Linked DNA regions of Homo sapiens: region 1 is linked to region 2. Evidence: chromatin contacts called from ENCODE Hi-C or POLR2A ChIA-PET data. All regions are on one chromosome and are shown on one strand. Each heading gives the region's core, a stretch centred on a gene start or an enhancer-like site at or near the end of the contact. The rest is flanking DNA. Distances are from core to core; before and after follow the strand shown.

Evidence for each region. Hi-C counts contacts between places; a loop is a spot of excess contacts on that map. ChIA-PET counts read pairs that join two places held with the same protein, here RNA polymerase II (POLR2A). Pooled maps may share reads with other maps.
Region 1: a loop to region 2 is called in a map of HepG2, with 11 times the contacts of the local background. The contact joins two enhancer-like sites. A Hi-C loop is called at or near these places in 5 of 168 maps with a recorded cell type or tissue (Caco-2, HepG2, OCI-LY7 and 2 more), 5 of 37 single-sample maps with no recorded cell type and 6 of 50 pooled maps. POLR2A ChIA-PET finds 5 or more read pairs at or near these places in 6 of 52 experiments (A549, H1, HepG2 and 3 more).

Annotation. Positions count from the first base shown.
Region 1 is chr4:17,590,456-17,597,130 of GRCh38, reverse strand. LAP3 (leucine aminopeptidase 3) reads right to left here. Exons shown (of 13, transcript NM_015907.3): 8 at 1,597-1,721; 9 at 1-85. The region is part of intron 2 of MED28-DT (MED28 divergent transcript); the gene reads left to right. Among named protein-coding and RNA genes, the nearest start is that of LAP3, 17 kb to the right of the region's middle. Within about 2 kb of position 1,355, at least 3 of the 41 ENCODE cell types and tissues checked have a DNase peak (open chromatin) inside an H3K27ac peak, as active enhancers do.
Region 2 is chr4:17,543,903-17,551,105 of GRCh38, reverse strand. No RefSeq gene overlaps it. Among named protein-coding and RNA genes, the nearest start is that of LAP3, 30 kb to the left of the region's middle. RefSeq lists enhancers at 1,443-1,562, 5,738-6,334. Within about 2 kb of position 1,810, at least 7 of the 41 ENCODE cell types and tissues checked have a DNase peak (open chromatin) inside an H3K27ac peak, as active enhancers do.

The DNA.
Region 1 (6,675 bases), core at 106-2,605, 46 kb before region 2:
ATGGTCTTCCCGTTTTTGGCTCTAACAACATCCCCCGGCTTGTTGGCCTTGCCGCTGGGCATATTTTCACAAAGAGGGGCCAGACCTATTGGAAATAATATATGAAGGCACACAGTATATACTGGGTCCAAACATGCCACCTATGGGACAAGAGGCCACCTGTGAGCCATGAGAAGCAAGACACAAAGGCCACCTTAACGAACTGATCAAATTTAACATCACCAATGACACAACTGACATGATGTGTCAGCAACAAGAAGTACACATCACCCATGTAGCATTCTTCCCAAAGAAGTCTAACTTGATTCTAATCAAGAAGAAGCAATTCAAATAAATACAAATTGCAGAATATCATGAAACAAGCCTAGACCCTTCAAAACTGCTAATGCCGTGGAAGAAAACAGGAATAGGGTCTAGAATCAAGAAATCTAAAGGGGCACCAACAGCAATGTGTGGTCCTTGATTAGTTTCTGGATTTAAAAGCTAAATATAGGCCAGGCGCGGTGGCTCATGCCTGTAATCCCAGCATTTTGAGAGGCCAAGGCGGGCAGATCACCTGAGGTCAGGAGTTCAAGACCAGCCTGATCAACATGGAGAAACCCCGTCTCTACTAAAAATACAAAATTAACCAGGCATGGTGGCGCATGCCTGTAATCCCAGCTACTCAAGAGGCTGAGGCAGAAGAATCACTTGAACCCGGGAGGTGGAGGTTGTGGTGAGCCAAGATCGCGCCATTGCACTCCAGCCTGGGCAACAAGAGCGAAACTCCATCTCAAAAAAAACCAAAAAACCAAAAAAACCTAAATATAAATAAATAAAATGGACATTTTTTACACAACTGGAAACTTGAATTAGGTTACTGAATTAATCCTCGGAAAAGATAATGGTTTTGTCATTACATAGAATGTCCTTTTTCTTAGAGGACGTGTCGTGATGTCTGCAACTGACTTTTAAATAGTTCAGGAAAAAAAAGGACTATGATAGTGAAGGAGGGGGGCATGTCTGAGACCTGGATTCCAATTCTACCTTCCTTGTGCAATGGACAAGAGTCAGGGCATTATTATTTAACCTAAGACTCTCTCCTCCTTCCCCGTCTCCTCTGAAATGAGTATGAGCAATGCTATTATACAAACTCCCAGTACTGTGCCTGGGAGTTTGTATCTTCCATTACTAAGAACTGCCACATAATGAGCACTTTTTCTGTTCTAGGCACTTTCTGTGTGTTGTGCCATTTCACCGGCCACAATCCTACGAAGCAATCAGTCAATGAGCCAGCAACGTCCTGCCACCCCAAGTACCCAGCAAGTTTCATAATGTCAACTACAAACTTGACATTATGTGCCCCTGACTGCTAGCCACTTTTTGCAGAAGTGAAACAAATCAATTCCAGTTACAGCCCACTGGTTGCAAGATACATTTAGCTCAATCAGCTCAGACAGTAAAACACTTATCTGGGCTAAATAGCTACTGCTTGATGACTATTTAAAAATCATTTCTTATCTTTTCAGATTAGGGGAAATCATATCTGTTGTCTCTCTTCTCCCACCTGGCTAGAATCCAGAAGCGTTATGAGATGTAATCCGTTACCCCACTTACCTATAATATTAATGGGCAAATTAAGCTTTGCAGCAGACACGATGGCTGAGCATATAGTTGCAGCTCCTCCCATGTCAGCCCTCATGAGGTCCATATTTGCAGAAGCCTTGATGGAGATACCACCACTATGGGGAAATGGACAACGTGCAATATTAAGAGCAAAGAAGATGGCCAAAATCACTTTATTTAAAAAGTACAGATGGGCACGGTGGCTCACGCCTGTAATCCCAGCACTTTGGGAGGCCGAGGTGGGCGGATCACGAGGTCAGGAGATCGAGACCATCCTGGCTAACACGGTGCAACCCATCTCTACTATAAATACAAAAAAATTAGCCGGGTGTGGTGGTGGGCGCCTGTAGTCCCAGCTGCCACCATGCCTGGCTAATTTTTTTGTGATTTTAGTAGAGATGGGGTTTCACCTTGTTAGCCAGGATGGTCTCGATCTCCTGACCTCGTGATCCGCCAGCCTCGGCCTCCCAAAGTGCTGGGATTACAGGCATTAGCCATCGCGCCCAGCCTTTAGCTCATTTTATTTCTACTTGAATGAAATTTAAACAGTGCCACTGGAAACATTACTATATCATAAAATCAAGACTGTGCAAATTCCATCTCTGTATTGTCTGATTAACTCCTGACACCCACATAGTCTATTCAGCAAATTTTATGAATTGATCAACTTATGGAACGTGAAGGTCATGAGCTGTTAAGAAAAGCTGATGAGCTCACAGAGATGACTGGAGGCATTTCTCTGAAACCGACAGGACAGAGGGCTAACATTTCCTTCCAACACTGCACAAGGTGTGCTATATCCTGCTGATGGCAAAATACAACCTAAATGAGGCACAGGCCCAATGGCTGAGAGACAGTACTTCAACATGAGAACTGAATAAGGCTGCAATTAGCAAGAAACCAAACTACCTGACCCCCAGAGGCTTCTAACTAGCTAGTGGTTTTTCTGCTTCCAGTCCGTAGGAGTCCAGAAGCAACATGCTTCACAGGCCAAGCACAGAGCCAGGGGCTTCGACTCTAAGTTCTAATTGAGATCTGCTGCTCATGTGCCCTGGTGGCTCACTGGAGAGAGGTCTGCCTGCTGCTCTGAAGTCTGCTTTCCTTCAAAATTAAATCCTAATTCTCACTTACCTCAGAAGCACTTGTTACTTAGATGGTTGGCATGTTCACCAAGAATTAAAGATGATCCCCTGGCTCAAAGAAGAAAAATAACATGGGTAAACCCCATGGACAAAGGGAACACGCTGTTGTATTTGAAGTTTTTCTTCTGTCCACCTGCCACATTTATCTGCAGGCCTCTTCTGGAAGTTCTGCTCTCTAATTCCTATGACTATGGTTCTAAGGTAGCCACCAGTTAAAGATCAGCAATCAGCTTTGGCTCACTTTTTCAATCTCTCTCAAATCCACCCACTTATTTTCTACTCAGCCGCCCTCATTGATGCTACTACCCTCTGTCATTTGGATGTTTGTCAGGTCTCCTTAACGGGTCTTTCTGTATCAGTCTCACCACTGTCATTTCATTAACCATAAAAACAGCACATTTTTACACACACACAAAATCTATCTCAATCAAAATCTCAGTAGGTTTTGTTGTGTGAAAAAACAAGCAGATTCACCGAGTGTGGTGGCTCACGCCTGTAATCCCAGCACTTAGGGAGGCTGAGGCAGGCAAATCACTTGAGCCCAGGAGTTCGAGACCAGCTTGGGCAACACGGCAAAACCCCATCTCTATAAAAAATACAAAAATTAGCTGGGCATAGTGGTTCGCATCTGTAGTCCCAGCTACTCGGGAGGTTGAGGTGAGAGGATCACCTGAGCCCAGGGAGGTCGAGGCTGCAGTGGGCCAAGATTGCACCACTGCACTCCAGCCTGGGCAACAGAGTGAGACACTGTCTCAAAAAAAAAAAAAAAAAAAACCCAAGCAGATTCTAAAATGTATATGAAGATGCAAAGGATGTAGCCAAAGTCATTCTGAAAAAGAAGAGCAAAGCTGGAGGACTCATGTGACTAGATTTCAAGCCTACTCAAAGCTGCAGTAATCAAGATATTTGGTCTTCAGGCACTGGTGAAAGGATACAGAGCCCAGAGGCAGACCTACAATTATATGGACAACTGATTTCCACCCGAGGTGCCAAGGTAGTCTAGTGGGGAAAGGACAGTCTTTTCAACAAACAGTGCAGAAGTAAATGAACAGCCACATAGGAAAAAAAAAAGACAAAAACAAACCAGGTCTTTTCACACCATACACAAAGATTCAAAGTGAAGCATAGCGTCAAAATCTAAAACTCACTTAAAATGAAATATATTTTTAAAAAACCTTACAATTCTGTAAAGCCAACACTCCTATAAAAAGGGGCAAAAGATTTGAATACCTTACTACAGAAGATATACCAATGTCCAATAAGCACATTAAAAAATGCCCAGCTTTGGCTGGGTGTGATGGCTCATGCCTGTATCCCAGCACTCTGGGAGGCTGGGGCAGGCAGATCACTTGAGATCAGGAGTTTGAGACCAGCCTGGCCAACATGGTGAAAACCCGTCTCTACTAAAGATGCAAAAATTAGCCAGGCATGGTGGTGTGTGCCTATAGTCCCGGCTACTCGGGAGGCTGAGGCAGGAGAATTGCTTGAACCCAGAAGGCGGAGGTGCAGTGAGCCGAGGTGCACTCCAGCCTGGGTGACAGAGCGAGACTCCGTCTCAAAAAATAAAAAATGACCGACTTCATTAGTCACTAGAGAAATGCAAATTAAACCACAAAGAGAGATCACTGTATACTCACTGGTACAGCTAGAATTATAAAGACTGACAATATCAAATACTGAGGAAGGTGTAGAACAATTAGAATCTTTGTACATTGATGGTAGAAGTGAAAATGTACCCGCTTTGGAAAAGTTTGGTAGTTTCTTAAAAGTTAAACACTCAGTTATTATACAACACAGTGGCTGTTTTCCTAGGTATTTACGCAAGAGTAAGGAAAACACGTCCACACAAAGGCTTACAGATGCTCTTAACTTTATTCCTAATAGCCTAAAACTGGAAACAACACAAATTTCCACCAATAGATGAATGGGTAAACAAAATTTGGCATTTCCATACAATTGAACACTACTCAACAATAGAAAAGAAGAATGGCTGACATGACCAACAACATAGATAAACCCCAGATACTACGCTGAAAGAAGCCAGACATCAAAGACTGCATTTATATGACTTTCCGGAATAGGCAAAACTAATCTGCAGTAATAGGAAGATGATCGGCTGTCTGGAGCAAGGGCAGGTGGGGAATGACTACAAAAAGGCAGAAGGGAACTTCTGGGGGATGATAAAAATGTTGTATTTTCCTGACAGTGGTGAACGGTGCATAGGTGTATACATTTGTTCTTTGGTTTTTAAAATCAATCTATCTACCTATCTAATCTATCTATTTATTTATTTAAAGATGGTGTTTTACTATGTTGCACAGGCTGCTCTTGAACTCCTGGGCTCATGTAATCCTCCTACCTCAGCTTCCCAAGTAGCTGAGATTACAGGTGTATGCCACTGCACCCCCCCAAGGTGCACACATTTGTTAAAACTCATTGAGCTGGCCACTTAGAGGGTGAATTTCACTGTATGTATAAATCTCACGTCATTCTGTTTGGTGGAAACCCTTCAGTTACGGCCAACTGTTCTCAGAGCAGAGTGCAAAAATCTAAGCAGGCCCGCAGCGACCAAGCTTCTGTGTACCTCTCTAGCCGTATCTTGCCCCTTCTCTCCATCACGCTCTTGTGTGCAGGCACACTGGTACTCTTGCCATACCAGGAATTTACCCTGCTCCTTCCCACCTTACAGCCTTCACCATGTTTCCCTGCACTAGAATGCCTGTCCCTAGTCTCTCCTGAGCTAATTCCTCCTGATTCTTCACATCTTCAGCTAAAACTGACACTCCTGCAAGGAAACCTTCTCTAAACCCAAAGAAGGCTTTGGGTTTAGGCCTCTTTGTTTTTATTCTCAGCAAAAATTACAAATGTGGACTTAAATTAACAATAAACTTCACCCTTAGCATAAAAATATTTGTGTCACAATTGGCAAGACATTTAGTCTAGGGCCAGGTGTGGTGGCTCACACCGGTAATCCCAGCACTTTGGGAGGCCAAGGTGGGGGGATCACGAGATCAGGAGTTTGAGACGAGCCTGGCCAACATGGTGAAACCCCATCCCTACCAAAAATAGAAAAAAATTAGCCAGGCGTGGTGGCAGACACCTGTAATCCCAGCTACTCGGGACTAAAAATACAAAAAAAATTAGCCAGGAGTGGTAGCAGGCACCTGTAATCCCAGCTACTCGGGAGGCTCAGGCAGGAGAATCACTTGAACCAAGGAGGCAGAGGTTGCAATGAGCCAAGACTGCGCCAATGCACTCCAGCCTGGGCAACAGAGCAAGATTCCGTCTCAAAAAACAAAACAAAACAAAAGTTTAGGCTGGGTGTGGTGGCTCACACCTGTAATCCTAGCACTTTGGGAGGCCAAGGCAGGCAGATTGCTTGAGCTCAGAAGTTCAAAACCAGCCTGGGCAACATAGCAAGACCACGTCTCTACTAAAAAAAAAAAAAAAAAAAAAAAAAGTTTAACTTTCTAAATTGTGTTTGCTGTATTGTTTTTATAATACACACTTTAGTGGCCAGGCGCAGTGGCTCACGCCTGTAATCCCAGCAGTTCAGGAGACCGAGGCGGGCAGATGACGAGGTCAGGAGATCGAGACCACCTGGCTAACAAGCTGAAACCCCATCTCTACTAAAACTACAAAAAATTAGCCGGGCATGGTGGCGGGGGCCTGTAGTCCCAGCTACTCGGGAGGCTGAGGCAGGAGAATGGTGTGAACCCGGGAGGCGGAGCTTGCAGTGAGCCGAGATTACGCCACTGCACTCCAGCCTGGGCAACAGAGCTAGACTCTGTCTCAAAAAAATAAATAAATAAAATAATAGACACTTTAGTACAATAGTATAATGCATATAACTTATAAAAAAGCATGCATATTTTCAAAGGGATGCACTCAAGATCTTTTACTGATGGGCTATACCAGGAAAACCATT
Region 2 (7,203 bases), core at 561-3,060:
TTGCTCATCTACATATACTTTCAGAGACAAACTGTTCTCAGTATTGAGGATTACAATAAACTCCTTTCTCTAATAAAAGAACACTGACTGAAAAAAAACCCAAACGTATCATTACAGTTATCAATACGTCAAATGTATGCTTGCCACGATTTTTCATATGACAAAGTAATTTTTCTTTTTTGGTAAAATAATTTAATTCTAATTTGGTCTTCACTATTGGGGTTGAATTTAAGTTCTTAACCATTCTGGTCCTTATATTTTCTTTTTTTTTGTTTTTACATCCCCATGAACACCAAGGAAGCTCTGTATATTTTCTGTGGCAACACCTGCAAACTTGTTTACCTCAGCAGTTTGCAAATGCCAACTCTAAACCATCAACTGGGTAACTCCAAACACACACACCACACACACACTCCTCTCTCGCTCGCTCTCTCTCTCTTTCTGGAGTCTAGCTTCCTTCTTTCCTCTCCTCCCTCTCCAAAGAGATTCTGATTTAGTTTTAAAACGCTCACCAGGTAATTCTGACCATCAGCCAGGTTTGGAAACTATTGAGATAATTCCTCACATCTGTGTCGGTCTATCTACCCATCCTGCTTTCCTTATTCCAGAAGAGATTTAAGGTGTTGACTTAATTAAATACAGTAATTTGGGAAACCATTTAAGAAAATAAAATATAAACAGTGGTTTCATCTTTATCTTCTTTCTCATAATTTTGTATTTTTTTAAGTTTTCTGATATATATTATTACAGTGATAATCTTTAAAAAGAATGAAACTTTATAGATATAAAATTGAGTTTGGGCAGGGTGTGGTGGCTCCCGCTTCTAATCCCAGCATTTTGAGAGGCCAAAGAAGGCGGATCACTTTAGCTCAGGAGCTCAAGACCAGCCTGTACAACATGGCAAAACCCCATCTCTACAAAAAATACAAAAATTAGTCAGGTGTGGTGGCGCACGCCTGCAGTCCCAGAGACTCGAGAGGCTAAGGTGGGAGGATTGCTTGAGCCCGGGAAGTGGAGGTTGCAGTGAACTGAGATCGCACCACTGCATTCCACCCTGGGTGAGAAGTGAGACCCTGTCTCACAAAAAAAAAAAAAAAAAAAAAAAAAAAAAAAGGCCAGTCACTTGTTAGAGTTGCTGGGCCTATGTATTATACTATTTTATCCTTGATGAGTTATTAATCAAGTATAGTAATTTGATTTTTACAACCCTGCGCTGACACAGAGGACCAGAGAGAAAACCTTTATGGCTGTGACGTTACAGGTTACTGGTAGGATGTAAGACCTCTAAAATTCTTTTTTTTTTGACAGAGTCTCGCTCTGTCGCCCAGGCTGGAGTGTAGTGGCGAGATCTCGGCGCACTGCAAGCTCCGCCTCCCGGGTTCACGCCATTCTCCTGCCTCAGCCTCCCGAGTAGCTGGGACTACAGGCGCCCGCCATCACGCCCGGCTAATTTTTTGTATTTTTGATACAGACGGGGTTTCACCGTGTTAGCCAGGATGGTCTCGATCTCCTGACCTCGTGATCCGCCCGCCTCGGCCTCCCAAAGTGCTGGGATTACAGGCGTGAGCCACTGCGCCCAGTCAAGACCTCTAAAGTTCTAACAGTTTTTGTTTCCTAGGGTCCTGCAACACCCCGCTGAGAAATAACCCTCGTTATACTTAGCAACGTTATCTAAAATATTAAAAGGTATTTCCTTACTCAATTGGAACTTGAAACTGGAAGCATAGTGGAATCACAGAGTGACTCTGAGCTGAAAGAATCATTCAAGATTCCTTGATCCAACCGGCAGCCCCACGCCCGCTGAGACATGATGAGTTTATGGTCAATCGATTGCTTCCCCCTAGTGGCAAACGGTGGTCATACCACTTTCATTTTTAGACATGTTTAACCTTAGAATCATAGTTTAGAAATTATTTTGCACCATGGATTGCTTTGATATGATTATTAAAACATATACGGTGTGATAGTATTATATAGTATCCATGGTAAAACTATTAGCTAATGCATTTAACAATCACAGCAACAATACCTAAGGCAGTCAAAGCTCATTACTTCTCTAGTTTCTTTCTGATTCACTTATGAAACAATTTATCCCTGATTTATAATATTCCTCCTAAGTCTTAAAGAAAATGCACATAGTTGTGTAGTTATAAATAAGCTCTGTTCAGAGCAGACCACATTATAAGCCAGTATGATTAAGATTCCAGAAATGGCAAATTGCCACCAAATAATTATAGCCTTTGGTAACAAACAGAACAAAACAAAAAAGAAAACAATGACACTTTTAACTACCAGATCCAGGATTTGATAAAATGATCATGCCCAGAACGAGCTTTGTCATTTTGTGGCAAATTGTTCTTAAAGCCTCAACTGAACTCAACAAAGCTTTAAAATCATCTTTTGATTTTAAAAGTGGCGTCCCAGAAAAGCTTATATATAATTATATATATATATATATTTTTTTTTTTTTAATGCTGCCTTATTCAGTTTTCAGGAAATTTTTACATGTATGGTATTATTATCATTTGCCCCTTCAACTACTCTCCTTGGTAGACAGGAAAGGTATTAGTATACCTTTTTTTTTTTGAGATGGAGTGCAGTCACACAATCTCGGCTCACTGCAACCTCCGCCTCCTGGGTTCACATGACTCTCCTGCCTCAGCTTCCCCACTAGCTGGGATTATAGGCATGCACCACCACCCCTGGCTAGTTTTTATATTTTTACTGGAGATGGGGTTTCCCCATGTTGACCAGGCTGGCCTCAAACTCCTGCCCTCAAGTGATCCACCCATCTCGGCCTCCCAAAGTGTTGGTATTACAAGCGTGAGCCACCACGCCCCGCCAATATACCTTTTTTACAGTTGAAGAAACTGAGGCTCAGAGATATCACAGAGCAATAGGGTCCCAGAAATGGGACAAAAATCATGGTTGTTTCACTCTTCTTGAAACGCTTCAGACTTTTACATCCAACTGTCTGCTACGCATTTTTACTGGGATGTCTCATCCACAGGCCCTGAGATCCACCTCATCCCTGGATCCCGTTACAGGTAGTGACACTGCCTTCTACTCAGTCGTCAAACAAGAGGTCTGGGAGACCTCCCCGATCCTTTCTTCTCTATCCTCTCTTGCAACTGATGTCTTGCTGATTTTCCTGACCCTCCTCCACTTCGTATTGTACCCTTGTATTAGAGTGCTAGGGCTGCCACAGACTGGGTGGCTTCAACAACAGAAATTTATTTTCTCATAATTTTGGAGCTAGAAGTCCAAGATCAAAATGTTAGAAAGGTTGGTTTCTTCTGAGGACTCTCTCCTTGGCTTGTAGATGGCTGTTGTGTCAGTCTATTTTACGTTGCTATTAAAGAATACCTGAGGCTGGGTAATTTATAAATAAAAGAGGTTTATTTTCGCTCACAATTCTGCAGACAGAATGCTGCAGAATCTTATACTATGCTTCTGTATAAGAAGCATAGTAGGACAGGGGTGGTGGCTCACACCTGTAATCCCAGCACTTTGGGAGGCCAAGATGGGTGGATCACTTGAGGTCCAGAATTCCAGACCAGCCTGGTCAATGTGGGGAAACTACATCTCTACTAAAAATACAAAAATTAGCTGAGTGTGGTGGCACACACCTGTGATCCCAGCTACTTGGGAGGCTGAGGCAGGAGAATCACTTGAACCTTGGAGGCAGAGGCTGCAGTTAGCTGAGATTGTGCCACTGCATTCCAGCCTGGGCAACAGCACCAGATTCCATCTCAAAAAAAAAAGAAAAAGAAAAAGAAAAAAAAAGCATAGTGCTTGCCTCTGCTTCTGGTGAGGCCTCAGAAAGCTTGTTTTTTGTTTGTTTGTTTGTTTGTTTATGTGAGACAGAGTCTTGCTCTGTCGCTAGGCTGGAGTGCAGTGGCGTGATCTCAGCTCACTGCAACCTCTGCCTCCCGGGTTCAAGCGATTCCCCTGCCTCAGCCTCCCGGGTAGCTGGGATTACAGGCATGCATCACTACACCTGGCTAATTTTTTGTATTTTAGTAAAGACAGGGTTTCACCATGTTAGCCAAGATGGTCTCGATCTCCTGATCTCGTGATCCTCCCACCTTGGCCTCCCAAAGTGCTGGGATTACAGGCTTGAGTCAACGCGCCCGACCTGGAAGTTTTTACTCGTGGTGGAAGGCAGAGTGGGAGCAGGCCTGTCACATGGTGAGAGAGAAAGCAAGGGGGGAGGAGGAGCTGCCAGGCTCTCTTAAACAACTAGCTCTCCTGTGAACTAATAGAGCGAGAATTCACTTGTTACCACGGGGATGGCCCAAGCTATTCTTGAGAGATCTACTCTCATGAGGGATCTGCCCTGTGGTAGCGAGCCTGTAATCCCAGCTGCTGGGGAGGCTGAGGCATGGGAATCTCTTGAACCCGGGAGGCGGAGCTTGCAGTGAGCCGAGAACACGCCACCGCACTCCAGCCTGGGCAACAGAGCGAGACTCCGTCTCACAAAATAAATAAAAGCCCTGTCTCCAAATATGTCACATTGTGAGGTACCCGGGGTCAAGACTTCAACATAAGTTGGGGGGGCGGTGCAGGGCATAACCCTGCCCATGACAGCCCTGGTTCATTTCTGAACTGGTTGAAGGCTGCCTCCCTCTGCCCTTGACGCCGCACCACCTTCCTGCCTGGATCCTCTGCTCCCATGTGCTGTCCACATGCTGCTCGAGGACTCCTTCTAATGCGCCACCTATCCTGCTTCTCAGCCCTCAGTGAAGCCCAGTTCCTTCACAGGACGCAGGAATCCTTCTCGAACCTGGCCCTACCTTTCTCGCCTGCCTGTGTTCCTTCCATACTTCTTGTCTTGCGCTTGTCCCAGTGGGTGCTGAACTGCTGTGACCTGGCTGTGCTGTTTCCTGCCTCGATACCTCTGCTTCTATTTATGCCCTCACCCTGAGTTTTTTGCCTTTGCCTGCCTACCCCTTATTCATTCTTCAAAATTGACAGTGAGAGGGAGACTTTTGTGGTTCCTTGAATTCCATCCCAGCTCTGGCTTCTGGACCAGAGAGACTTGCGTGCACGCACAGAACCCAGCGCAGGCAGACGGCATGTGGACAGATCACAGGTGAGCAGATCGCAGTAGGCATTACCTCGGGAACAGTCTGTTAAGGACATGCTGATCACTGCACCAAAGAACTGTCCCCGTACCCCAGGGGGTGTCAGCTGTCTAGGCCAGGTGGCCTGTAGGAGCCACCTCCCTTCATCAGGCAGGCAAAGCTACTGTCTGGTTTTATTATGTCTCTCTTAATACAGAGGCAATTCAATTTCTTCCCACTTTTGGCTGGCTATATAGAGATACATATATATTTTATATGTTTATATACATTTAACAGATTCATACCTGTGAGGCTGATACAAATTTATGAAGATATTAATTTATACCTACCCCCTGACTTTCCCCATTCAAGCTAGCTGCAGGCCTCACCTTAGGGGAAATTTGCGGCAATGTGGAAAACAGAAGAGCTATCGCTGACTTTGCAGTAAGTACTCTGGGTTATCTAGATTGTGATTCATACCCAGTACAGTGGACCCAGGGTTCCATCGAACTTGCTTTCACAGTTTAGCCAACTCCAACCTCATTGCTGTAGCTACTTTAACCCCAGCTAAACTTTAAAATAATAGCACATAAGCACTTCCATACTAGCAAATTTACTGTAAACTTACCCTCGCCCCAGCATGTAATTACCTTTTTTTTTTTGGGACAGAGTTTTGTTCTTGTTGCCTAGGCTGGAATGTAATGGCGTCATCTCGGCTCACCGCAACCTCCTCCCAGGTTCAAGCTATTCTCCTGCCTCAGCCTACCGAGTAGCTGGGATTACAGGCATGTGCCACCATGCCCGACTAATTTTGTATTTTTAGTTTCTCCATGTTGGTCAGGCAGGTCTCTAACTCCCGACCTCAGGTGATCCACCCACCTTGGCCTCCCAAAGTGCTGGGATCACAGGTGTGAGCCACCCCGCCGGGCCATGTAATTACTATTAATGGTTTTGTTTGTAAACCCCACTGCTTCCTGATCCAGGCTGTGTCAGGATCAGCTCTGGCCATCCTCCAACCTCATGTTATCATAAAATACAATGTTTGTGTTTCTAGTTCCTGGTCTGTAAACTTCCCAAACAATGTCATCTTCATCTTTGTATCCCCAGGACCTGGCATTGTGCCAAACACATAGTAATGTTCCCAAAATAATCTGTTGAAAACAAAATGAAAATAATTGGATCTATGGGATGACAGGGCAGGGACAATGAAGTAACTATTTGGAATAATTTTCAGTAAGAAGCTTTTGTTAATGGAGGTGGAGAGTGGAGGTAAATGTCCAGAGGAAACAAAATTAGCCATGGGCTGATAATTATTGAAGCTGGATAATAGTTACCTAGAACTGCAATACTGTAGTTTCTATGCATATATATATATATATAAATTAGGCATATTAAATACATATTCACCAATAAAAAGTAAAAAGTGAAAACAAACCCACGTCTGTTTACTAAGAAATGAGTGTGAGAAGGAAGTGCTAGTTCTATAATGAAGCAGGCTGTCATTTCTGCTTGTTTACTTTGCATTTCAGCACAGCGGCCCTTTGTGAGGAACAATGACAATGACTTCCACCTCTTCCGGGGAGAAGCCCAGATGAGGAGGTCAGTTGCTGTGGCCTGTCAGCCCTAGAGGTGATGTCACCGTCTCCCGAGGACAAAACCTTCATTTAGCTGCAAGAGGGAACAGTTGAGTAGTAAAGTGCTTATTGTTGTGGGTCATCCTTTGGCTCAGATTTTGTAAACAGATTCATCTTGAATGACTGCATGCATAGGGATTACAGGAACGACTGCATTGTCTGAAATGACAAGCCTGGAAATTTCCACTGTAGGGGGATGTCATGGGATTCACTACTGGTATAGACATTAAAACTTACAAAGAAGAAAATTCTGTAGAAATAAAGACATGCTTAATATATTTATTTGAAGAAAGCAGAAGGAAAATAAGTCTGATGTGTATCGCATGGGAAGAGGGACATTATGACGGCATAAAAAAGTTAAAATGGGCCAGGCGCAGTGGTTCATGCCTGTAATCCCAGCACTTTGGGAGTCCGAGGCGGGCGGATCACGAGGGCAGGAGATCGAGACCATCCTGGCTAACACAGTGAAACTCCATCTCTACTAAAAATACAAAAAAAAAAAA